2 separate regions of the Mus musculus genome follow, and region 1 is linked to region 2. Evidence: chromatin loops called from intact Hi-C (ENCODE). Cell type or tissue: left cerebral cortex. All regions are shown on one strand.

Evidence for each region. Peaks named below come from ENCODE experiments on the same cell type or tissue, not always from the same donor. Only the 100,000 strongest peaks of a DNase experiment are listed, where the experiment ranks them.
Region 1: it touches region 2 in a loop (8-fold over the local background); 7 of 42 quality-filtered maps call a loop at or near these places.

Annotation. Positions count from the first base shown.
Region 1 is chr11:80,692,869-80,700,868 of GRCm38, reverse strand. Myo1d (myosin ID) reads left to right here. Exons shown (of 22, transcript NM_177390.3): 2 at 7,780-7,988. Among named protein-coding and RNA genes, the nearest start is that of Gm31042, 27 kb to the left of the region's middle. In left cerebral cortex, a CTCF peak has its summit at 4,347 (motif pointing left); a DNase peak (open chromatin) is centred at 4,330.
Region 2 is chr11:81,610,389-81,618,388 of GRCm38, reverse strand. It overlaps a transcript of Asic2 not described here. Among named protein-coding and RNA genes, the nearest start is that of Gm11418, 27 kb to the right of the region's middle. In left cerebral cortex, CTCF peaks have their summits at 1,557 and 4,921 (motif pointing right); DNase peaks (open chromatin) are centred at 4,944, 5,755 and 5,982; H3K4me3 peaks cover 1,502 bases; H3K27ac peaks cover 400 bases.

The DNA.
Region 1 (8,000 bases), 920 kb after region 2:
ACACTCAGTGGGTGTGGCTTCTCACTGAAATGATTGAAGACTAGACACTTGTAGCCACTGTATATTTTCAGGTCACGCTTGGTGGAATGTGGAGAGTAGATGAGGAGTGAGAGTAGTCACAAGCGTGCCTGTGGGAGGGATCGGCCACGCCCAGGACTTCAAGGTCTTGTAACACCATTTGCTGCCAAGTCACTTGATGATAGGAGAAGTATATCTTACTGACATGATTGAATTTTTTCTAAGAAAGCTTAAAGATACATCTTCATGGAATTCATTTTGATAAAACCGTAATTCTCGGGTTGCTATGGATTTTATTGTTCACGGTCCCAAGACAAGAAGTTCAAAAAATCAAGGTTTGAGCAGAACCAAGCTCTCTCTAACATAGCAGCCTCTTAGGGGCTCGTCTAGCTTCTTGAGGGGGTAGATGGAATTCGTTTCCTTGACCTGTGCTGCCTCACATGGCTGTATGTGTCCACATGTGACATTTCCCCTTCTTTAAGGTTTTGTGTTAGAGTGCATCCTAATGAGCTCATCTTGATTACATCTGCAGAAGCCCTGTTTCCCAATAAGGCTGCATCACAAGAAGGTTAGGACTTCCTACTATGCTGTTTGGGGAACACAGTTCAAGCAGTTCAATTCCCCACACTGATGCCTTGTGCTTTTTGGTTTTCCCAAGCTGCTATCTATTTTTCTACCAGGTATTGCCCTTTTTTTTTTCCATTTTCAAATGCACAGTTTATTGTTCACATATGAAAATGCGGGAGAGAACTCACAGAAAATGAATCTAATAACTAAACGGTCCAGCTCTAAGTGATGCCACCAATGTCCAGAGGCGGGAATTCACTCACAGACAGTGGGTAGGAGGGTCTTGAGCCACTGCATCCACATCCTGGTGGGGGAAAGACAGCGAGTGAGTGTCAGCTCTGTAGCAGATGCCCGGAGACGGACAGAGGCTAACAGGTCACACCACAATCATACTTAGCCAGCTTAACCAAGGTTCTGGTCATTGAGCAGTCACCAGAGTCAGAGCCAGCCAGAGGCATTCTGGTGGGAGATGTGGTCACTGGAAGGGTCCCTTGTTACTAGAGTTCATAATTCATGCATTTTGTGTGCAGTAGACACCAGCGTCTGCAGTTACTGATTTTTGTTGCTGTTGCGTATTCATTGTTTTCAAGCATTACCATTACCAGGTGGTTAAGCTGTCTGGGGCACCAACAAGTGATCGATTGGCAGTTCTTATTCCAGTTCTGAGTTTTCTTTATCATACTTTAATTCTATCTTTTTCCATCTCACTCTATCTAAAACATTTTCCCCCCTATCCTTGTCTATTTGCCTGGTATTCATTCTCCCTTTTATTTATTTTTATAAAGACGTTTTCCTTGATTTGGTAATTTCATATATGTATATAATGAATTCCAGCCATTTCATCTCCCATTACCTGTTCTCATTCCTTTTGTCTTTAAAAAAGCTACATATCTACTTTATTTCTATAGAAAAATATCTGTACAAAATTTTTGCCCATTTTATTCTCCTTTGCTTATACCATTCAAATAAAAACATTTTTATTCTTATACTCATTTATTTCCTCCTTTTAGAAGTATGTAATTAATTAATGGGACTAATTTTGTTCTGAAGCCACCTGCATACTGTGACCCTGCCATTCTTAGTAAGAGATTGTTTTGTTTAGCTGTTTAGGAACTATTGCCTACTTTTGGAGCACGTTCTCCCAGGGCTGAGACAGCAGGGGAAGGCACCAGTCTCTATCAGCATCCTCTTAGGCTAGGTCTGTTCTCAGAACATTCGATTTTCTTTTTTCCTTTTTCTTTTTTTCCTTTTTTTTTTTTTTTAAAGAAGGGAACACAGTCTATCTACCCCTGGCTGGTCTGAAACTCATTATATAGATAAGACTGGCAATCATCCTGCCTCGCCACCCCCCCCTCCCCCCCCAGTTCTAGAATTACAGGGCTATGTCACCATTTCTGGCACCCACAGCCTTTCTATGCAGTGGCTCAGAGTCATGGCTTTATTTCATGGTTGATAATACTTTCTCTTGTGGTTTTGTCTGTTCTTATTGATGATTTCAGAGAGCCAAGGTATTCTTCTATTGTCATCCTTAGATAGGCGTTCCTTGGTTGGTGTTTGAGGTTGGTCCTAAACTCAAACCCAGAGAACTTGAATGTCTCGAGATAAATAGAAAAAGAAAAGGCAGCAAAGGAAACTGAAAAAGAAAACCAGAAAAATAGGAAGAAACCCCAGCAAATGTGAGCTCACAGAAGCCAAGAAAAGATAGTGTTAAGGCAGTAGTAGGACACCGTGGCAAATGCTGCCGAGAGAGAAACTGTGATGTCAGAGCCCTAACAGTAAGTTGAGTTCATGAGGAATCACTGCAGGAAGTTGGACGTGCACCGATGTCCCAGAGTGGACCCAGACTGGAGCTGGCAGAGGGGACAGGGATGAAGAAAAGAGGCATGCCTGGTCATAGATAGATGGGGCACTCCCCTGAGAACATTTGCATTGGAAAGGGAAGAAGACAGGCCAAGTCAGTTATGATTAGGCACCATTATTCCAGAATGCCTTTATTCCTCATAAAACAAATGAAAAGTGCCCATGAATAAAGATTTTTATTAAATACACACAGAGAATTTTCCTTCTGATTATAGATGATTCCAAGATTATAGATGATTCACCGGTGAATTGTTAGTGAGTGAATCTGACTTAGAAGCCACAGGAGTACCTGTGAAATACAATCCAAAGCCAGTTGTGGTGGCTCCGTTTGTAAAGCCAGCCCTCAGGAAACTATGGCAGAAGATTGAGCCTTCCTGGGTTACGAGTGCGTTCTAGGCTGGCTTGGGCTGTAGAGTAAGTCTGTGAAAAGTCAAGAAAGCAGCAAGGGAGTCAGGGAGGATCTGATCAGAAATAACTCCAGTTTTGTCTTATACTCAACTTAAAATTAAATAAAATTTCATCTCTAATATTTGGTAAGTTTTCATATTCTATTCTGTTTCCCCTTAAAGTATTTAAGATGTTTCCATCCTTAATTTCTATTGCCCACCCTTCATTAGGATCTTATTGCTCTCTTTAACTACAACCTACTGTGTGTCCAGACACATCCAGTTTACGCTTACTCCACCAGGCTTGCAGAGACTATCATGCAGCCGCGTCTACTCCGTGAACACAGGGCATGGCTTCCTGCTCTGCTCAGCTCAGCCACCTTCCTCCTCTGCACACACTCACACTCCTGTGCACACGCCTTGTCTGTAGGCTGTGTACGTGGTCTGCTGAGACTGGTCTGAAGGAGCTGTTGCATCTTGACTGACTGCTACCGATGGTCCTAGATACAAGTGATGTGATGAGTTGGACTAGAATACTTTTAACCACGTGTCTCAGAGCCCATGGGTATTGTACATTTGTCTTCCAACAGCATTGTCTTTAATATCTTCTCCATTGCTACATGTTAATTTAAAATGTTTTAGAACTTTTGTTTCATTTAGAAGCCAATGAAAATATCTAGTTATTTCAATAAATATTTTCTGAAGTTCTAGAGACTATGACAGTTAAGCTATCTTTGGTTGATTGCTTTTGGCTTTTGAGTTACAGTTTCATGTAACCCAGGCTGTCCTCAAACTCACTATGACCCGGAACTCCTGATCCTCCTGTCTCCAATTCCCAAGACCTAGGATTGCAAGAGGGTGCCATGTCTAGCTAATTTTAATTTAATTTAAAGGTACACACATATATAAATATGTATTTGAAAAACTGGTTCTTAGACTTTGGAAGAACAAGGGGGAATCTCCCCAGTGTAGGGTGAGAAGGCAACCAGAGTGAAGGGAAACAGTGACAAGACCATGGAGACAAAGGCCGAGAGAGGTGAGGGGACAGAGAGGTGCTCATGCCCGGAGGTGGCATTGCTTGTTAGGAGTCAAGTAAAGGGGCAGGACCTTGTGTGGCTGAAACAGTTTGTCCATGATTTTAGGATTCCTCACTTGAAGGAGTTTTTGCAGCAATATTTGCTACTGTAACACATGGTTTTATGGCCTTTCCCCTTATTCTCTGTTGTTAACAATTTATCTTCAGTATTATCTTATTCTTTTCCCATTTTGATATCTAGGGTTACACCCTTTCTAGTACACATAGACAGTTTATTATAACAGGTTTGCACACATAGATCATAGAAAATGCTTTCATTGTTCCTTTGGAACAGGGTGTCTCTTATTCACTTTCTCGTGTAATTACTGCAGATCCTCCCCAAAGGAAGCCCTGAAAGGACCGACTGCATTACTTTTCTGTTCCCCTGTACCTCTGAAATTGCACATGATATTACAGTGGATAGTGGCACCATCTAGTGGTAGTTTTGAGACCTAACCAAGTTCAAAGTCATTTGATAACCAGTTTAGAATTTCAAACATAACTTTCTATCCGTTTTGCAAATTGCTGAAGCATTTATTTAATGTCATATCTTGTTGAGCCCTGAAATGCCTTCAAGTCAACAGATAACACCGCTATTATGATTCATAAATAACGTGGTTTCTAAACAAATGGCTTATACATTGTATACCTTCTTGAAACAAGGTCTCACCATGTAGTCTAGGCTGCTCTTGATCTCCTGCCTCTGCCTCCCAAGAGCAAAGATTGTTGACATAAGCTACCACACCGTGATCACCCTGCTATTGTGCGTGTGTTTTGATTATATTTTGAAAAAAAATGATGCTTAGGAATGTAGTTAAACAAAATATTTACTTGAACTAATACCAGAATTTCAGAAATGATCCCATTCGTGGCTGTAAGAACTATCCAGCAAGAGAGTGCCTTATGATGCTTCTACGTCAGAGTAAGGAGCTCATGAGATGACTTTCCCACTAAGACCCTGGTGCTTGTTTTTCTTTTTCCTTTTTCCTACTTGGGGTGTTTTGACAACCCCTGCCCTTGCTTGGTCCGTTGATGATAGCTGCTGAGCCTGTGTTTGCAGATCCAATCAGAGAGACTGGAGTAGTCAATCTTACTTCTTATTTCTTTGTGGATTTTAAAAAATATGTATGTTCTTGAGGGGAGAGTTTGCGCAGCTGGGGAGCTAAAGGAGGGTATTGGAGCCCATGAACTGAGAATTATAGTCACTTGTGAGTCACGTGGCATGGGTGCTGAAAACTGAACTCTGGTCCTTTGTAGGAGCTGTACACAATCCTAACCACTGAGCCATCTCTCCAGCTTCACAGTTATGGGTCCCTAAATGTAAGCTGTATAGATAGAGATCTTGTTGGTAACTTGCAGTTGATTGATAGCTGTGACAACGAATGACATATTGACGTTTAGTCCATTCTTGTGGCTATCGGGGCTATTGGGGAGGGGTAGTGTTAATAAAAAATAAAAACATTTGGTAAAGAATCAACATCTTCCTGCAATCCCAGAACTCTTCAGATAGAGGCAGGAATATCACAGATTGAAGACCAACCTTGGCTTCATACTTCAAGGCCAACCTGGGCTGCCAGAAACCCTGTCTCAAAACAAGCAAATAACCATCGCTTTCATGGATAACATAATAGAGCAATAAAATTAATTGCCATTTTTGAAAAGGGGGAAAACCATTTATTCAGTGCCAGAGGAACCGAGGGATATAATTATTACCATTGTACAGCTGGAGAGGCTGAAACACAAGGAGGTCAAGTCACTTTTACAAGGTCTCGCTGCTGTTAGTAATGTGAGCACTCAGGCCCAGAGAAGGACCCCAAAGCAAGTGTTTTGACTGTCAGTGGGAAAACCACAATAAAAAAAGCAGACAGGAAACCTCACTGGTTGATAACTCTTATTTAAATACATGCTAACTTCTTGATAAAAATCTTTGTTCTAATTTATTGTTCACAATGACTATATTTGTTTGTTTCCTGTCTTAATTATAGCTGACAACTTTCCATCTTAAGAGAAGTTTAAAATTTTTGCCTATCAGTCCCAAATGCTTAATTATTTCTCCTTGCCCATTGGTTATAAATAGACAGACTACCCGAGGACCAGCATTTTGCCTGTGTGAGCACTCTTCACTCAGCTCCTGGAAGTGAGATGCAATCTTCCCTCCATTCCCACAGATGTTGTATCCTCACATCCATGCAACTGCAGATTAAAAATCTAACAGCTATTTAGATAGCACATAAATTACATGAAGAATTGTTATAGCCTACAGATTATATGAAATATGGAGAAGTATGTACAAAAGTGTTTCTCAGATCTAGGACATTTTATGTAAGGTACTTAAACATCCAAGGATTTTGTTATTTGTGAGGGCTTATAGACCCAGGCTTCAATGGATGCTGAAAACTGACTGTATTTGCCGGTGCCTCTCGGCAGGCATTGGTAACAATCACTTGAGAGAAACAGTTAAGCTCTGGTTTGTACATGCTTATAGGTGTGGGTTACTGTGTAAATAGTTTGTGTGCTGTTTTTACTTTGTTCCTATGGCATCTTCTCACCAGACTCCTCATTCCCCATTCATACTACCCCACTGTATTATAGAAGGATAAATACATCATGTTTTCTATGGTATCTTGCCATGTGTACACCTACTCTTATCAAATGTATACAGATATAGACACACATGTAAATATGATCCCATACAAAAATGGGATCATATTATATACCTTAAAAATATAGACACTTTCAATCAGTTGTCCCATTCCTGTGAGTCCTTCCCGCTGGTTTGTAAGCTACGTGTCCAGGGTGTTTTCTGCAGTGTTGCTCTAGTCCAAGGAGGGAAGGAAGATCACTGAAAAAAATCATGCTGTATCTACACCATGGGATTCTAAGCAGTCACTACAAAAACCAGTGTGATTTATACCAGAAGTGTCTCCTGTGTAGTCCTCTGCTGTGGAGTGTACTCTGACTATTTCCTTGCTGACAATTTGGTCAGGCTTCTAGAGGGAGAAGAAATAAATGTGAACAGGCCTTGTTTAATTGAAAATCCAGTAGAGTAAATTTCAATACCTGATTTAACTTCCATTTCTTTTCCTCCTAGAACTGTGAGTGTTTCTCTCTTAATTCACCTTCTGTATTTGGGAAGGGAAAACTCACAGCCTTCAAAATGTTAAGTTCCTTCTTTTGCCTGGCTTTTCAGCCCTACTGGACCTTTTTCATTAGTGGCATCTGAAGGGCATCGGAGAAGGTCTCTGCTGTTAGTTGTTTTTTATGAGCTGCATTATGTACCCCAGGCTGGCCTCCAACTCACAGTAATCCTCCTGCCTCATCCTTACAAGAGTTGAATATAAACATAAGCTACTATGACTGACCCAAACATAGTCTGCGTTTTTGTTTGTGTTGTGTTTGTGTTTATGTTTAAGAGTCTCACTCTGTATGTAGTTCAAGCTGACCTGGAACTCATTGGCTTTGACTCGAAGCAGTCCTCCTGTCTCATCCTCTTAAGGGATGGGATTATAGCCAGGTGTGGTGGCGCATGCCTTTAATCCCAGCACTTGGGAGGCAGAGGCAGGTGGATTTCTGAGTTCGAGGCCAGCCTGGTCTACAGAGTGAGTTCCAGGACAGCCAGGGCTACACAGAGAAACCCTGTCTCGAAAACCCAAAGGGGAGGGGGAGGGAGGGAAGGAGGGAGAGAGATGGGATTATAGATACAAGTCACCATCCTAAACTGTAACATGGTCTTTAAAAGTAAATTGAGGGCTGATAAATTGTCAGTTCAGAAACAGTTACTAGGACATTTGGGCACATTTGGTAATAAACTAAGAGGAAATAATCCACACATCTGTGTAACCACAGCAACCTTTTGTTCTTGCTTCTGTGCAGATTTGAGAAAGGACGCATCTACACATTCATCGGAGAAGTGGTTGTTTCTGTGAATCCATACAAGGTGCTGAACATCTATGGGAGGGACACTGTCGAGCAGTATAAAGGTCGTGAGCTTTATGAGAGACCTCCTCATCTCTTTGCTATTGCTGACGCTGCTTACAAGGCCATGAAGAGGCGATCAAAAGACACCTGTATTATGATATCAGGTATATGGAGGG
Region 2 (8,000 bases):
GTGGGTAAAGTACTTGCCTTTTAGCCATGAGGCTCTGAGTTCAATCCCCAAAACCCAAATTTAAAAGGCCAAGCTGGGGGACGTGGGGACGTGAAGGTATAGATGGCTCAGTGGTTAAGAACAACTGGCTGCTCTTCCAGAGGACCCAGGTTCAATTCCCAGTACATGGCCCTCACAACTAACTGTCTGTAACTCCAGCTTCAGGGGATTGGACACCCCCACACAGATACACGTGCAGACAAAACACCAATGAGCATTTTTCTAACACGTGAATTTGGAGGACTGAAGAGATGTCTCAGTGGTCAGCAGCACTGACAACTTTGGCAGAGAACCTGACTTCAATTCCCAGCCCCCACATAGAGACTCACTACTGTCTATAACTCTAGTCCCACGGGATCTGACACCCCTACACAGACACCGATGCAGGCAAAACACCAATGCTTATAAAACGAAAATAAATTATTTTTTTAAAAAGAAAACGGAGCATAGCGGCACATACTTGTGATCCCAGAACTAGGGAAGCCATGGCAGAGGGACCCCTAGATCTCACAGGTCAGCCAGTCTAGCCTACTCGGTGAGCTCCAGACTATGTCCCCACTCTCCCCAAAAGGTGTTTGTGACCTAAAGAATAACCCCGGGGGTCGTTCTCTGGCCTTACATACATGCATGTGTGTACACATGTAAGTACACCTAAGCACACATGTGCACCAGCACACATACAAACGTACATAACAGAATACACTCTCATAACTATGCATTTAAATGTTCATAAAGCAAAATTACACTTACAAGCATGTGTATAAATCACATATCTCTACCTTGCTTTATATGTAAAACCTTGTCTACATATAAATACAGGATATATATATCTCCACACATACATTTTACTTTATATTCTGGCTGTGTTTTGTTTTATATGAATGAATGTCAGAAAAACATCAAAGATGGCTGAACCAAGTCTTCACATGTTTTGGGCACTCCACTGGCACTTCAGTGATGTTCAACTAAGTTCTGAAAATCCAGCATATGCTACTTACAGGCATTCTATGCTCATTTCATAAATGTATTTTTCCTTCGCTTTCATACCGGCAAAATCACTAATTGTGTTGTAATAGAGTGAATATTTTGTATAATGTGTGTTTAGCTGAAAGTCGTGTCCAATTAGCCAGCTTTTCTTGAGCGATTACATTTTTAAAATTCACTCCAATTTGGACAAATGGCTCCGTAGAGACAGCTGGATTCGCGGCTGTCAATAGAAGTATAAAAGTCTCAGGTTCATAAAAGGACTGTAAGTTTTGCATAAACACTACAGCAATGCAACAGAGCTGTGTAAACTAATTATTTCTCAGAAAATATTAAATGTGTGGAATTCATTAAAAAAGAAAAACAAATTCTCAGACAAGCTTTTCAATAGCTCTTAAAGAAAGGCACATTCACATGCTGGCATTAAAAACTGTCATGCTTCATACACGTTACACTTACACATCTACACACACATATAAACACACACATAAAAGACCAGGAAAACTATTATTTGTTATTGCAATCTGACCTCCAACCTATAGGGGCAGTACTTCTTATGTGCGCACGAGAGGGCGGGGAGTGGGTTGAGTAGTACTCCTGGTGCTGAGTAGGAGTCAGAGGTCATCTGAGAGGTACAGGAGCTGAGCCTTGAAGGGCAGGACAGGTGTGCCAGAGGGACACAGAGGGTCCTTGTGGTGGGCAAGGCTGCTCCCCTGTGCCCCGGAGCAGATTGGGGAGGGGCCTGAACCATTTGTTTGGGAACACCTGTTTCAATATTGTTATGCAAATATGTGATGGTCAGCTCATTAGTCAGGGAGATCTGTTTTCCACACCCCCCACGTTCTGTCCCGCCCCCTCCCTGTCCGTCCGTCCCCCCAATCTCACCTAGCACAGTCATTTCAATTCACAGGTCTAAGCACACCCTCTCCCACTGAGGCCAGACAAGGCAGCCCAGCTAGGGGAAGGGGATCCAATGGCAGGAAACTGAGTCAGACACAGCCCAGACTCCAGTTGTTAGAGGACCCACATAGAGACCAAGCTGTACATCTGTTACTAATGGGTAGGGGTCCTAGACCCAGCCCAAACACAGAACCCAGAGTTTTAAAAGTCCAGTGCAGGAGAGAGGAGAGAGGAGAGAGGAGAGAGAGAGAGAGAGAGAGGGAGAGAGAGAGAGAGAGACAGAGAGAGAGAGAGAGAGACAGAGACAGACAGAGAGACAGAGAGAGACAGAGACAGAGAGAGACAGAGACAGAGAGACAGAGAGAGAGAGAGAGACAGAAAGACAGAGAGAGACAGAGAGACAGAGAGACAGAGAGACAGAGAGAGAGAGAGAGAGAGAGAGAGTGTTACCTGAACTCAGGAGACACAGAAATGGATGTATTTCTGAAATTCTCCAAACAGCTAAGCTTGGCCTACTTAGAAAGTTTCAAGTCAGTAAGGGGGCAAGGGAGTGGTTGTGGCTTCAAAAAGGAGATATTGAGTTCAGGTGTGTGACACAGATCCATCCCGGGACCATGTGCCTGGGGACATTTTCCTAGGTTGCTAATTCTAAAGGTGTGAGCGTGGCCACTTGGTAGTTATAAAGGACATGGCTGAGCTGCTCTTACAGTCTGAGTACTGGATACTCTCATCACGTGTAGGTCTGGTGTTTGCATAGATCCACAGCTGCCCTGAACCAGGGGAGAGCCAGGTTGGCACCAAATAGGTCAGCAATGGCCAAGCAAAGAACTCTGGAGAGTCACCGGTGGCCCTGACACCTCATCCTATCACTCCACTGGAAGGTTGCAGTCTGGAGGAATTGTGAACAAACCTGCCATTATTGCGACCGTTGTACTTACAGACATACATTTTCAGTGCAGTCAGCAGTGTTGATGGTTTGAGGCCTGTTTGAATTTTTAACATTTTGATAGGATAGAGATGGCTATTTGCCAAGTTCATGCCCCAGACCCCTGCAATCAAGTAACAGATTGTAGGAAACCGAGGTCTCGCAAGGTTTGAAGTCCTGGATGTTTAGCTCTATTTGGCCAGGTGGGCATGCTTGAGAGAGAGAGATGGTTGTTTGGGGCAATAAGAGTTTGTCTGGCTGAATATGAAGTTGTTTAACTGTCTTCTGTGTGGCTGAGCCCTCTTACAGTTCCATTGGCAGTGAGCATGATCCTGGTTCTTCTGGAACTAGATACTGTCTGTTCGGGATGTGGGTATCTTGGTAGGTACATGGCAGCATAATGTTCTAACCTGCAGCTCTTTTGTGTGTGTGATAGGGATATCTTGTCATTTCCTTACTTGTGTCTGTACAGTTCCAGGACACAGACATTACTCAGTGATGGGAAAGGAGGCTCCATTGTGTGGCACAGTATCCAGGAGCCTTCTAGGTGTGCATTATCAACATTTAGCCTTTTTCCAACTGGATCATTCACCGGACACTATTTAAGAGTTCTTTGTAAATTGCTGGGTTCAGGACCTGTTATAAAAAGATGTCCCTCTGGTGTGTGGCTTGGGTTTTCATTCTTTTAACTGCCCCCATGCCACCACCCCCACTTCTTATTTTGTTAGTTAAGATAAGTTTGGAGAGTGCAAAGTAAAAGAGGAGGAGGAGGAGGGGGAAGGGGAGGGGGAGGAGGGGGAGGAGGAGGAAGATAAAGAAGGGGGCTGGAGAGATGCCTCAGCAGTTAAGAGCACTGCTCTTCCAGAGGTCTTGAGTTCAATTCCCGGCAACCACATGGTGGCTCACAACCATCTGTAATAGGATCCAGTGCCCTCTTCTGGTGTGTGTCTGAAGACAGCTATAGTGTACGTCTATACATAAAATAAATAAATCTAAAAGGAGGAGGGAGAGGAGGAGGAGTAAAAGTCCTAAGAACCAGGGCAGCTTATAAACTGGATTCACTTTCAATTCCTGAAAGATCGGAATGTGAGGGAAATGAAACTGTCAGACAATCTTAATCAAGGTTCTATTAAAAGGGCCACCTCTCAGGGAGGCTCCAACTGGGTCTGCAGCCTCTATGGGACTGCACATCTACCTTGATCCTCATGGTGACCTCCCAGATGGAGGTTGTTCCTCTCTCCCCTCCTCCTACCTCCATCCACTCTGCTGTCTTGGGGTTTAATGGGCCGGTGTGGAGGGTTGAAAGGACAGTGTTAACAAGAGTCAAATCAAAAGGATATTCACCTAACTGTGTGTCTGCCTCTCTTCCTGGTTCCCCATTCTATTATTCCCATGCTGTGTGGGGGCCCAGCATTCGCTGAACATCTGGCCTCCCCCTCAGGAGGCTCAGGGTGTCCTTTTCCTCGCTGCAGTCAGTTCATGCTGGGCGTGCCCCACCCTCGGCAGGTGTAAGGTTTCTACTGGGTAGATCAAGCCAGCCTTGAACCCCAGCTCTTCCTGCATGAACTTCCTAAGTGCTGGGAATGCAGGGACATGCCAACCTTGCTCGACTGAGTGTGGTTGTTTCTGATTTATACCCCCTGCCCCAAGTCATTCGACTCAGGGAAAAACGCAAAACAAAAGCAAGATTTTAATCCAAGAGACAAGAGAAAAATGAAACTAAAACATGATACAAAGCTGAAGAACGGGAAAGATGGAAGAGAAAAGAATGGAAAAGCACAGTGTGTTTATGTATATAGTTCATGAACTCTTTAGAAGACTCAGGTTCCCCGGGGTCGGGGCGGGGGACGGAGGGGGGGGGGCAGAATCCAATCAAAAATATGTTACTTTCTCCGACTTCAAGCTCAGAATCACTAAAAAGTGGCAAACTGGTGATGTGATTCCAAACCTTTCCCTATCTTATCTTTTCAGAAGCTGCAGCAATTGCCTTTTCTTCTAGAATGTCGTCCCATTGTTTAAAAAGGAACTTCAAATTAGAATGATCTTCCCTGGGCAATTCCTGAAACAGCCACTAGATGGCAGAATGAGACCACAAAGATGCTGTGTCAGATTGGCTGCTGATCTGCATGCAGCCCGGGGAGCCGCGAGCTAGCAAGCCATCTCCTGCAGGCATCTGATTAATAATGGGGCTGTAATTATCTTTACACAATCCCGATTGCAGCTCCCGTTGTAGCCTAGCTGTTAAATTAAACTGCACAAATAAATATGCCTTGCGACTCAGCCTCCCCAGCACTGCCCACCCTGGGTGGCTTCCAGGCATATTAACATATCAAAACACAAACAGAACCCCTCCCCACTCCCTTCATTTTCATAACAAAAGGGGCCCCCTTTCATCTCCCCAGCAACCGGGTCTGTATTTAAATAGCTCTGTGAAGGCCGATAACGTTATTACTTTATTTCCCTAGTCTAGCCCTGGGATATCTGCTTCTTCGGGAAGATGGATGGATGGATTTTATTAGGAAGATGAAACACCCACGGACCCAAGCGGCCTGAAGCTTGGTGCAGAAGAGAGCCTGTAAAAGCCTCACCTAAAGGAATACTCAGAAATAACTAGGGATCCTAATTGGTCTGAGGCAGCGCTTTCCGGCTTAGTGGTCTAGGGTCAAAGGAATGAAAATGCAAACGAAATTGGGTTAGGGCCATAGGTTCCGGATGGTGGCATTATAAACTGTAGAGCCCTGGGCATGAAGACACATAGGGGTTAGAACTTCCTAGAAAGCACTTCACCCCAGCTGCAGGGCTGCTGACTTCCCCCCAAGTAACGGGAGATGTCTAGAGATCCTGCCTCCAGCCAGGGACAACTCAGGCGTGGGAGGGAGCTACACAGATGATGCAGATCCTGATTTGACTCCCAGTGTTAGAGAAGCTTGTACAATCCAAGGACTTGGCAGTACAAAGGCCTGTTTGGGGCGGCGGAAGCTAAGTCCTGAGGTTAACTCCTGCAGCAGGCACTCCTGTTAGGCCCCCAGTAGGTAGAGGAGAAGGGAGGCTTTACTCCCGAAGAGACTCCCTTCCATCATCCTAGGAGCTCCTCCTCTGCTCCCGACTACACATCGTTTGTGCTCCGTGGAATGAATGGGTGTCTGTTTCCGCACTCAGTGGAGGGGTGGGACTAAGCAAAGATGGAGAGGCTGAGGGAGGCGGGGCCGGGAGATCTGATAGTACATCTTAAGAAAGGAGAGAGGGATCAGCTAGCTTATCAACAGTCTGGTTCCCCAGGGTGAAGACAGGTAGATAGACTCGGGATAAACAGCATGGCTCTTCTGCGATGTGGTATCCTTGAACGCACGGGTTGATGAAAGCGAAAATGAATGAGTAAACATTCCAAGAAGCAGGGGCAAACTCCAGCCAGCACAGGGCTCTAGATCCCAAGAGCTTTCAGGAGGCGGTCTCCGAAAGGGCGGGGCTTTCTTTGACTGACATAGGTGATAGACATCTCATGAGTTGTGCCATCTCAGAATTGCCTATGTAACAATCATATGCATGAGGTAGTCTGCATGCATCAGCCTTACGGGATTTGTGATGTCCCAAAGGCCAAAGACCATCCTTTCCTTAGTGGCTTTGCACTGGAGAAATCTCTAGAGAACTGAATCCTCTGTTGGGCTTTGGTTTCTAACTGTGGTCGGAATTTTTGTTTGCTTGTTGGGAAGGGTTTTTCACAGTCCAAGGGACTATCTGGAGCAGTGAGGAAATGGTCTTCTTTGTTGACATTAGACCCTGGAGTGATTTTCCTATGACTTACACGGCCGTACCTCACTTGAAGAGGGCGCAGTAAGACAGAGCCATGATCATGAGAAGACCCCAGGAGAAAGGATAACCCCCTCCTCATATAGCTATAGATTTCCAGAGGAAATCCCAAAATCTCTCTCTGTCAGATCACAGTCATGAAAGGCTGCTTCGATGTATGCTCACCTGCCCAGGAGGCAGAGGAAGGACAGCCCATCCCCAGATACACTCCTCCTTAGCTGCTATAAGCCTCCTCCCTGAGTATCGCCCGCTACCTGGCGGGCTTCCCTTACAAGATAGAGTGGAGATGGGCTCAGGGGATTGTTGTCACAAGGGACTTCAGTTCCTTCCCTTGGTGGTTCATGCATTTATGCATTCCACAAAAATTAATTAAAAGTCTATTGTGTACAGACTATTACACTAATCACTTAAGAAGCCCGCAAAAGAAGACAGGGGCATAATGAAGCCTGTGTTTATCATCTTGAGTCCTGGAGTTGAACGTCAGCTCAGAAAGCAGGAGGCGCTTCCACTTCCCATTTGGCCCTAATGGGAGGGGAAGAGCGCACCACCGGCCTTGCCCAGTGTCTCAGCTCCTGGATGGGGAAGGGCTGTTTCGTGATTTGGCGTCCATGTTTCCAGTTTCATTTCATTGTCAAGAAGCCTTGCACCAAACTGCTCCCGGCTCCCACAGGCTCATGCTCCCTACAGTCCTGAGAGCATCAGCTACAGCATCTGCTCTTACACAGGCTCAACCCAAGCCAAGGATTGCCAGGAACTAGCCAGGAATTCAGGAGCAGGAGAGGGAGAGAATCCCAGCCAGATAGGGCCAGCTCTTCTGAGCTCTGCTCCAGGAGGTGGCTGTGTTAATGGGAGGAGCCCAGAGTGAACTTGAGGGAAGCTTCAGGAAAGATGCTTGGAGACCATGGGAACCCAAAATAGAGAACACTAGCAGGGCAGGGCACCGAAGGAACTACCCAAGGAGCCTGGCTGTCGGAAGAGCAGCCTCTGCCGTTAGGCTGAGCCTGATTTGTTTGCCGTCCAGGTGTTGGGGCTCAGAGGGTCACTTAGCCTTCCCGCACCTCCCCTCTCTGACCTCTAGAATGGGGGTAACAGCAGTTCCTCCTGCTTGAGACCACTCATGTCCTAAACTCATAAAGCCTCCTTGCAGAGGGCACTCAGTGACCACTGGCTGGTCTCTCTGATTTAAAGCAAAGTGGCTTGAAGATATGAGAAAGGTGTCTGAGGACTAGGTTGAGGCTGGGCATACACAACAGAGGCAAGCTGGCACTGGGGACCACAGAACAGTGTCCTGAGGACTCTGCAGCCAGGGGATTGGGCTGTCTCTAACTACAGTCTGGGCTGAGAA